Linked DNA regions of Homo sapiens: region 1 is linked to region 2. The links are chromatin loops, found by intact Hi-C in ENCODE. Cell type or tissue: heart right ventricle. All regions are shown on one strand. Links, peaks and the distances in the headings refer to the core of each region. The heading gives the core; the rest is flanking DNA.

What was found. Peaks named below come from ENCODE experiments on the same cell type or tissue, not always from the same donor. Only the 100,000 strongest peaks of a DNase experiment are listed, where the experiment ranks them.
Region 1: a loop joins it to region 2, with 4 times the contacts of the local background. A loop is called at or near these places in 20 of 110 quality-filtered maps.

What each region holds. Positions count from the first base shown.
Region 1 is chr6:163,964,647-163,970,014 of GRCh38, reverse strand. All of the region lies in intron 4 of LOC105378102 (a long non-coding RNA gene), which reads right to left. Among named protein-coding and RNA genes, the nearest start is that of QKI, 550 kb to the right of the region's middle. RefSeq lists an enhancer at 4,658-5,368. In heart right ventricle, for the core only: no CTCF peak of the experiment used is centred there; no DNase peak of the experiment used is centred there; H3K27ac peaks cover 3,605 bases.
Region 2 is chr6:164,083,125-164,088,456 of GRCh38, reverse strand. It overlaps LOC105378106 (a long non-coding RNA gene), which reads right to left and starts at 2,458. Exons shown (of 2, transcript XR_943218.4): 1 at 2,137-2,458; 2 at 1,458-1,644. In heart right ventricle, for the core only: no CTCF peak of the experiment used is centred there; DNase peaks (open chromatin) are centred at 2,786 and 3,106; H3K4me3 peaks cover 1,284 bases; H3K27ac peaks cover 2,830 bases.

The sequences.
Region 1 (5,368 bases), core at 369-5,368, 120 kb after region 2:
ACAGAGTGAGAGACCCTGTCTCAAAAGAAAAAAAAAAAAGTTAACCCCAAACTAAAGACAAAAGTATAAATGTTCATCATTGTCTTAGAGGAAAAGAAGAGCAGGCATTAGGTGAGAATCATGATATTTGACCTGAGGCCGCAAGAAAGCAAGGGAGCAAATGAGGAGGGCAGAACGCCTGTGCAGAAGCAGGTACTAGAAGGCAGGAAGATGGCAAGGAGAGAAGAGCCCAAGGCCAGGGGTCCCGAGGCACAGGAGAGATGAGAGTCAGGGGGTGCAGACAGGTCTGCAGGGATCTTCTGGGTGCAGCGGGAAGCCCCCAAATGGCTTCACATGAGAGAGCAGCCACCTGACTTGGGGCTGGAAAGATTTCTTTGGTGCCCATGTTGGGGGTGGGGGTGAAGGAGCCAAAATACGCTCTTCTGGCACTTTGACTACCGAAGTTAAGGGCACTCAAAATGCAGTAGATGCAAAAAAGATTACTTTGACCTTCATGCTGTTTCTTAAAAGCAGAAGATGCAATTCCCAAGTGAAAGGAGCCCTCCCTGTGCTAGAAAGAGGCAACAGCCTTATCCTCAAGGACAAGAAGTCATAACTGAGAGGGCCTTGTTAGCATCATTCTTATCTGTTAAGCCTCCCTGCACAATAGTTGCTTTCTTAAAAGTTACTACTCTTTGTTCAATTCAGTATAAAAGTAATGACTCTAACTACTTTTTGGGTCTTCTTTTTTTTTTTTCTTTTTTGAGACAGTCTGGCTTTGTCACCCAGGCTGGAGTGCAGAGGCATCATGATCTCAGCTCACTGCAGCCTCAACCTCCCAGGCTCAGGAGACCCTCCCACCTCAGCTTCCCAAGTAGCTGGGACTACAGGCACAAACCACCATGCCGCGGTAATTTTTTTTGTATTTTTAGCAGAGACAGGGTTTCACCATGTTGGCCAGGCTGGTCTCAAACTCCTGACCTCAAATGATCCGCCTGCCTCCACCTCCCAAATTGCTGGGATTACAGGTGTGAAACACTGCGTCCAAACTTGCATTAGGCTTTTCTCCTGTTAAAGCATCTTATGTCAACGTTATTCTCGGACTCAGCCATGATCCTAAGAGAATGGAGGTGAAGCTTTTCCATTTCTACAAAGGCAAGGGCAACACACGGAAGAATTATAGAGGTAGCTACCATCATCTACAGAAGGGCAGTATTATGATCTTTGCAAAACATCCAGATAATACTAAAAAATTTTTTAAAAATATCTATGCTTCTATTATGTGAAGACAATCTCTGGTGTGTGGTTTTGTTTGTTTGTTTGTTTTTATTTTTTTTTTTTTGAGTCAGAGTCTTGCTCGCTGCAGTGCAGTAGCATGATCTCAGCTCACTGCAACCTTCACCTCCCTGGTTCAAGCAGTTTCCCTGCCTCAGCCTCCCGAGTAGCTGGGATTACAGGCGCATACCACCACGCCCCGCTAATTTTTTTGTATTTTTAGTAGAGATGGGATTTCACCATCTTAGCCAGACTGGTCTTGAACTCCTGACCTCAGGCAATCCACCCGCCTCGGCCTCCCAAAGTGCTGGGATTACAGACATGAGCCACTGTGCCCGGCCAACAGTCTCTGTTTTTATAGCTGTCTAGAGTTTGTTAGTGCCTATGTCTACACAGAAATATAAGGAGCTTGTTATTTTTATAATACAGTGAGATCATATATATTACCGCGTACCCTGTTTTCTCCTGACTGCGTCATTAGGATTTTCCATAGGGATAAATTTAAAAGTAGTAAACTTAGAAATTTTCACATTGATAACTTTAATAATTTAATGCATGCTAATAAAAATATGGATATAAAAGTTTACTGAGGCAGCCCACAGTGATTAGTGGTTAATTCTTTTTTCACATAAACAACATAGCAACGTACACAGAATACAGACTGTGCGTACATCTTATCACAGTTCAAGGAATTAGTACCGAGTTAGCACCCCTGTGTAAGCGCTACTGTACTTAGATCAGGAAATCGAAAGTTCCCAGTTTCCAGATATTCCTTTAGCCCTTTCTCCATCAATATCTCCTCTCACCCCTCCAAAGATAACTACTCTCCTGATGTCCAATACTTTAAATTAATTTTGACTGTTTTTGAATTTTATGAAATTATTCAGTCATTTTTATTATGGAACATGCATTCTTTTGCTGGGCTTCTCTCACCAAATTTTAGGATTTTGAGATTTTCTATGTTATTGCATGTGCCTATAATATATGTTTATTGCAATATAGATTCTATTGACAGATAAATCTTTTCACATATCAATGATTATTTGCTCAGCACAAATTTGAAGAAGTAGAATTGATAGGCCAAATAGAGAAACATTTGATAGATATATGTAGTTACTCTCCCAAAAGGATACACTAATTTACTCTTCCACTAATGGTGCAGGAGTGTGTCTAATACTCACCCACGGCCTGCAGTGAGTATGAACTTTATTTTTGCACCTGTGCCAATCTGAGAGACAACTAAAACATTTATTGTTTTATAACTCCTCTTAGAACATTTTGTTAGTAATTTGCACAAATGCATAAAACATTTATAAATCTTTTACAGCCTTTTCTCCTTAACAATATATTAACATTTTTCTTTGTCTCTAAATCCACAACTGTGTCACCATTTTAAATTAATGCATCATAATCTATAATATGGATATGCCAAAATTTACTTTCTGAGAGGTCACTGTATAAAAGACATTGCTTTTTTTTAGTGAACTCACTGTCATAATTTCCCTTAATCCTCAAGAAAATCCCATGAACTGTGGTCTCTGAATATATGCATTTTAACAACAAGGAAATTGAGGCACAGAAAGATTGGAGAATAACTCGCCTAAGATTAAACAGCTAGTGAGATTTGGAAACAAAATTTGAACCTAGTCAGGTCTGGTTTTAACAGCGATAATTTTAATACCCTCAAAACACTCACTCTCTTCACTAATTAATTATCATACTTTTCTCTCCTTCAAAACAAAAGATGTGGTTTATTCCCACTGCATTTTCATAGCCTCTTGTAGATTGTAATTGCCCGATAAATGCAGCTTCCTTTATACTTCATTTCACTAATAAAATGCAACAAATGAGTGGAAACAAAAGTGAATCACTGTTGGATTTGAAAACGTAGTGTTTTTGTTTCTTACAAAATGATAACTGTGGTTTTCTACTGGCAGATACATGAAATCACTGTTATTTTATGTCTTAAGTTTTATACTATGAATTTTTATTGGTCCAAAGAACAGAAATTCTAATATACTTCTAGATTTTAGTTTCTACATAGGACAAACTTCTTAAACTCAGCTGAGGAGAGTCATTTATTTCATTAGTGAGTGGTGGCTTTGGTTTTGTGGCTGCCCCCACCCCAAAATACTTGTTATGGAGTTACCAGGGCCACCCGGTAAAGTGGAAGAGTTTATGCATTGTCCAGATAATTTCAGAATAATTCTTGACAGTTTCTCCAGAATTAGCAGATAACTGGCTTACTCCTCATTACATTTGTAGCTCTGGAAATTGACATAGGATAAAAGGTAATAGAAGAGATTATTGTATTAGGGTTATTAAAAATTCCAGATACACGAAAAAGTGTACGTAAAAACCACCCACACAATTCAACTGTTAACTGTGGGTTAAAAACAGTGTGTTCAGCCAACCTCTTTCAACACAGTAGTCACCTAAATTGCTGTTTTTAAAAGCTAGTGCCTGTCCCTGCGAAGCCCAATAGCCGTCACATGATTAATGTGCTAGTGTCTTATTAACTGCTCTGTTCCAGAAGCTGACCAATTCACAGCCACCCTTTCTGCAGAGACCTTTTTGTAAAAACCTAGTTGAAATCATGGTGTTCTGACTGCAGGCTACTGCATCCCCCACCAAAACATCATAAAGAGCAAAGAATTACTGTTTCCAGTAATCCAGGCCATAAATCAACCTGCTGTGAGCACAGGAAAAAAAAAAAAATCACGAGCACTTCCTGCATTCATATTCCAAAGCCTAGCGGTATCCCAGCAGGTTCTGGAACACGCCATGCCCCGTGTGTGTGGTGTTTGTATGTGTGTGCTTGTAAGCAGACGTGGCAGGAAGGGGGAGGCTCAGGGAGAGGGGAGGGCAAAAGAAATCCCAGCACCCGTTAACATAATTCCAAATGCTTTGATCTTATCACGACCTTCCTTGCTGTAACAATATTTTAAGATTGTTAAAAATTGCCACCTTATCTGTCTGGGGGTATCACCCACTGCTTAACTTATCTGGGCCCAGTTGTTTGAGAGAAATGCAGTATGGCATGACCTTGGTTTCTTAGCACCTGACTTTGAATATCTAATCAGTTGTGTGTCTCGGTGAAGCCATCCAGACATGTCACACAGGCGCCTCTGGCACCCAGCAATTCTAATGATGTTTACTTCATTCACCCCTTTTACGAGAGCTTCCAGCAGCAGCACTCAACCACCCCACCCTTCCAATCTGGGCTCCAGGGTCCTTCCAGGCCTAGAGCGTATTTTTAAATCTTGGATGCCCTTTCCATTGAAAATAATTTGGATGCCTTGAGGTCAGTCGCAAAAAGTTTTCTGAGATCATATAGAGACTTCTGAAGAGAAGCCTCAATTTGGATCAAGAAAAACATTAAACCTCATGGCTGTTGTAGTTTTCACAAAACACAAACCCTTCCCCTCCAGCAACGTCAAGTCTTAAGGTCATACAATACAATGTGGAGAACACACATGCACAGCTTCGTTAATTTTAAAAAGGTTTCTTAGAAAGGTCCCAAATATTTAATGGCCCCAGATCGAAGTAAAGTCTTAAAATCTAGAAATGAGAGAAACAGATGTCAGAATTATTAGAGTACCATATAATAAAAGTGACATAAAAGGAGTTGATTTTCTCTCTCTCAGTGACTTAGGAATCAAATTTCCTTCGTTGAGAAAGCAATAGAGTTTCCTGCCAGCCTGGCGGGCTCAACCTGGAACCTGGAAATCAAGCTGTTTTCTTTCTGGTTCTGACGCTGTCACCAGGAATAAATGTTCTACCATCGCGATGCTGCTGACTCCCAAATCTCAACCCAGGGCAGGAGGGCACCCTGGTTACTCTCTTTTCTCGTCACTATTATTATAGCATTCATTGACATGACCTGCTACAAACTGTAGTGAACTCTTTTGGACTAATTCTGGAGAATGATTTTCTGCAAAATAAGCAGTGATATTCTTCTACACTTAAGAGACCAACCAAGACCCTGTGTGCCTTTCTTGCCTCCTGATCCCCTAATAAAGCTGGGGTGGTGGGGAGGGGCCACACTGGTATCTAGGCCCCAGATGCTCTTACTGCAAAAGAACAATCCCGGTTGAGGGGGCTGTGAGGACAT
Region 2 (5,332 bases), core at 1-5,000:
AAATTTTCTATTATTGCTGCTTTAAATGTAACTCAGATTTTTTAATACAGTGTTTTATTTTTTTATTTCTTGAATTATAATTTTAAATATTAGCTCTACCACGTTGTTTTTTTTTTCTTCAGAGATTTCAATCATACACACACACACACACATGCACACTCATACACATATTGTATTAGGGTTCTCCAGAGAAAAGATAAACAATAGGATACATGAAAATTTGTTTGAAGGAAGTAGATTGCACGATTGTGACGCTGGCATGAGAAAAATGTGCAAAGCAGACCAACTGCCGGGAACTCACCAAGAGTTGATGCTGCAAACTTGAGGCACAATTTATTCTTTTCTGGGAAACCTCAGGTTTTTCTCTTACTTCCTCAACTGATTAGGTGAGGCTCACCACCTTATCCAGAGTTACTTTCTTTACTTTAAAGTCAATTGATTATAGATGTTAACCTACATCTACAAAACACCTTCACAGCAAAACCTGGGTTAGTGTTTAAGTGACTGGTTTCTACAGCCTCACCAAGTTGAAACATAAAAGTAACCAGCACAAATGTTGCATCTTTCTTCTCCAACATTTCAACCATTTTCTCTTTCACTCTTTTTATCCATCTTCTTTATATCTTTATGTTATCCTCTTGATTGTGTTTCTTAATTTTTCCATGACCCTTATTAAGCTTTTATTTGAGTCTATTCTTCTTTGGTCATCTTTGGTAATTTAGCCTTCATTTCCTTTAAGATTCTAACATTTTACTCTCTTTTCTGTCCTTGCATTTCCTTAACTCTTGTTTTATTTTTTTGTTCTGTTTCCTGCCTCTATTTTTATTTTTAAATTTTCGATCTAAAGTATTTCCTTATCTTCAAATTCTTTTTTGTGTCTATTTAATTCAGTTTTGATACTTCTGTGACAATTTTCTTCTGTTTCATGCTTGATTTTTTTTTCACAGCTTCTATCTGTTGGTTCACATTTTCTATTTTCTTATTACAGTTTCCTGTGAATGTGGTCCACATTTTCTCTTCCTGTTCATTTCATGGGTGTGATTTCTAACATGAGAGTGCACTTTTTGGTACATCTGTCTTCTTTGGTTTGGTTTCCTTGGTGGATGGTGGTAGTGATGATGGAGGGAAAGAGATGGTTTGCTGGGTCTGCTATGCTGTCATCTCTCATCTCTGTAGGTCCCCCTCGGTTCCTCCCTTCTCCTTCGTGACATGTCCCTGGTGGTTTCCATTCCTTCTTTGTGCATCTTCTCCAGGAGAAGCCCACCTCTGGGGCTGCCTCTTCCTGCCTGACTCATGTTCAAAGTCCCTTCCAGGTGGCTGTTGCTCTGAACTACCAAGGCCTGAGCCATCCATCACCAGTCCTTCAGCATCCAGGAATGGATTTTTCTTTTTGAGGCCAGATGGTCTTTGCCTCATCTAAGGCACCCTCATCCTGTGTTTTTGTTTGTTTTTTTTTCCACAAAGTCACATAAACCTTGCGGACCCCTTGCCCAGAAGCTCCCAGTGGTGGTGACAGGGGCTTAGCTGAAATTTGGTCTCCTTCTCTGTGTTGAAGTAATCTTGCAGATTGTGGTGTCCTCTGTCATCTTGTGAACTGCACGTGTGGCTCACAGGTGGTTTCACTGGTTTATTTTCGTGGGAAGGCTGTGCAGGCAGATGAGAATCAGGCCCGCGCCATCCTCCCCCACACCCACGAGATTCCCCAATCCCTTTTTACTCATTTTTTTCTACTTCTCCCTCAACAAGAAGCCACGGTCATGAGAAACCTGAACGGGGACTTGAGTAACTGAGGATGCGGCGCTCTGCTGCAGAGGCAACAGGGCACCATGAACACTAGCCGGGTACATCCAAAATGGAAAAATATGACTATCTCTCAGGGTTGTCGTGCAGATTAACTGAAACAATAATCATGAAAGCACGTGGCACACAGTGACTTCTTAAGCCACCTGTCATCTCTGTAACCAGGCCCTAGAAATTGTCCTTCCGGGGTTGCTCAGGGGGTCAGTGACCCAGCCCCCCTTCACAGGAACTTGTTGGGGTGTGTCCTTAGAACCCACAAGGCAGGAAGTGAGCAAATTCTTAGTTTTCCCTTAGCTAAGAACGATCATGTAAAGAAGGTATTGGGGTCTCTGATACCTGGATACAGAATCACTTAATAATACACATCGGCTTTGCCCACAAACGGGGGAGCAAAGAGGAACCTCATAGCCTCACACTAATTCTGAGCACGTGATCAGCCTCGGCTGCCGGTTCGTCTGCTGAGGAGGAGGAGGAGGAGGAGGAGCAGCGTCTGAAACACGGGAAATGTCCGAAGCCATCTTTCCGCTCCAGCCACTTATGGGTCAGAGTGAAATCTTTCTCTTCTCTCCTCTACGTCAGTTTAGAGTCTCCTATTAAACAGAAAACATGTCGAGCTCATAGGAACACCGCTTTCTTTCCTCCTTCCTCTGAATTTTCTTCACCATCTTCCCCGACACAGGCACCCTCACCCCTGGCCCCCTGCCCACGTCACTCCTCAGTGCTGGCCTCCGGTTGTCAATAGCAGCAGCGACTGTGTCTTCATGAAGAAAGATGGATAAAATATTACCATAACCTCAGAGGCATGAGCAAAGCCCTTATTAGAATTCGGGACCTACAGCTGGAACTTCCAGCATGGGGCGGGAGATAAAGTTCACTATTGTTAGCTCACAAGTGGCTCCGACTTCCTGGCAACTGCAGTGAATTACTCAGTCATTTATGCAGGCCTTCAGAAACAGTCCACTGTTTCCCAACAAAAAAGGCATTCAGGAAGGGAGCGAAGGCTCCGCGGCCCTGGAGAGCCGGCTTTAGGGCAGCCACTGGCCGGGCGGTCTCCCAAGTCAATGGCCTCTGTGGGAAAGGCAGTGATGTCACCTCGAATGTATTTTCGGGGCTTTGCCCTGCTTTCTCCTGATCTCTCCCTCTCAGGCTGTTTCCCTGTTTTATTTTTCTCCTCTTTCTTTCTCTCCTTCCAGCTTCTTTGAGGGCATTATGACTTTTTTCCAAGTTTAGAGCTCAAATCCACTGAAGGCCCGCACGCAGCCCCATGACTGCCATGGCAACGCCGGGCCTGGTACACTTTTTTTTTTTTTTTGCATAAAAAGTAGAGAAAGATTGAAAAGAGGGACAAGAATGAAAGGGGGAACGGAGCCAGTTTGGCCTGCGCGGGGCTGGTGTCTGCTGGGCAAGGACAGAAGCACACGGGGAACGGGACTCGTGAGGCCGGAGGAGCCAGCGGAGGGGCCTTTGAGAAACAAATTTGTGATCCTTCACGGTCAAAGCTTCCGAAAAAGCTCTGCGCTTCTGACGGATGACAAGAGAGGGAGGGCAACAAAGTTCTCACAAGAAATAAGGTCTCGCTTTTGAACATGTACCCAATTGCATAGTTTAGAGGAAGCTTTCAAAAATCTGTCTAGCCTCTCAAAAAGAAAGACAAAAAGAAGAAGAAGAAGAAAGGAGCGAAAAGTCTCAAAAGGACTTTTGACCTGTGTAGAAAGAGAGCAGAAAACACGCTGACACATTTCCTGGAATACCCAAGGTCCTTGAGCTCCCTATTGTTAAACGGCCTCAGTGGAAACTCGAAGGTGTCAGCTGTGTCAAATCAACTCAAAATAATCGATGACAAACAGAAAGAGACATTCATTACTGTACCTTCTTCCCCTAGAGAATATAACATTACCTTGAACTCCTGAAAGAAAATGAATGTCATGTCTCCGATATGTTTTGTGTCCATTCTATCAAAAAGCAGATTGCAAACAGTCTGAGAAAGCAGCTCCTGAAAAATCCAGACAACTGCCCCCATGAAAGCCGGGGCCAGCAGGTGAGGTGACTTGAGCGTGCAGGCATGGATCGCGGTCTCCTGCTGCCCAGGGCTCTTCCTGCTAGCATCAGCATCTGATGGATGAGAGCCCCATCTAGTTCCTGGGCCCTGGGTTACTGCCCTCTAATCCTGTCCTTGACCTCCTTCCCAAAAGTGTTATCAGCCATAGTCCAAGCTCCATGTTCTCCATGTGGTTACACACAAATGCACCAGGCCAAGAGTCCTTGAAAAACTTAGACACTAATCACAGAAGACACAGTCCTCAAGAAGGGAATGGCAATGTTATTTCTACCAGCAGCAATGGCTCAGGCCAAGGAGTTGGAAAGAAGAGACAAAGAGGAAGGCGAAGGCAGGCTCTGGAGAGGACATGGACTCTGAGGCGGGTCTGGAGATTGTTCATGGGCACAGAGTAACAGGAATGTCCCACACTCAGGTGCAGGGTGACTGGGTGTTGAGCGGGCTGGACTCACTGACTGGCACACTATCCAGAAAAGGCTTTGTGCTTCTCCTACACATGAGCTGTGGGATCCCCACTCCTAGTCCTTGGATGGGGCAGATGCCATTACTTTCCAGTCATTAAACGTTAGGACTCTTTATTTAGTTTTCTCTCTCTCTCTCTCTTTTTGATGGAGTTTTACTCTTGTTGCCCAGGTTGGAGTGCAATGGCACGATCTCAGCTCACTGCAACCTCCGCCTCCTGGGTTCAAGCGATTCTCCTGCCTCAGCCTCCCAAGTGGCTGGGGTTACAGGCATACACCACCATACCTGGCTAATTTTGTATCTTTAGTAGAGACAGGGTTTCACTATGTTGACCAGGCTGGTCTCGAACTCCTGACCTCAAGTGATCCACCAACCTCGGCCTCCCAAAGTGCTGGGATTACAGGTGTCTTTAGTTTTCATATGATAAAATTTCTACTCCAATTGAGACCTAAATTTCAGTCTCTCGAGTGGTTCACATTATCCTGGAGTTTTGCCCAGAGGTCATGTCATTGGTGGTTGGGGCACACTGATTTGGCAGTCAGGTGGCCATACACAGGGGCTCTTTTAGAGGCCCCTCTGGGATTTTTGGAGACCGCTTCAACGGTGTCTGTCCCACCTGATCTCCAGTCCAGGAAATGCATTCTCAGCAGACTCCTCTCTCGCCAGTGCTGCCTCTACCCAGCAGGGTGCTGTAGCCTCCAGCCTGGGACCCTCCTTCCGGCAGGTGGTCCTCTTGGACAGGGTGTCTCAAGAGGCCTCCACACCAGCCATCTTCTGCAGTCTGCACTTGACCAAGAGATGCCCCACAACCTTACCCCCACAAGGTATCAGAATAGGCCACCCCCTGCCCCCCGCATCACCCCCTCTCTGTCTGCATGAGCCAGCCTCCCTCTTAAGCATTCTTGAGGTGAGACTGAGGAACCAATGCCTAATTCCATGCATCCCCCTCTCTGGGGCACTGCCTTAGACTGGCACATGCACTCTGCCACTTTGCCCCTCCTCTGGGGGACCCTA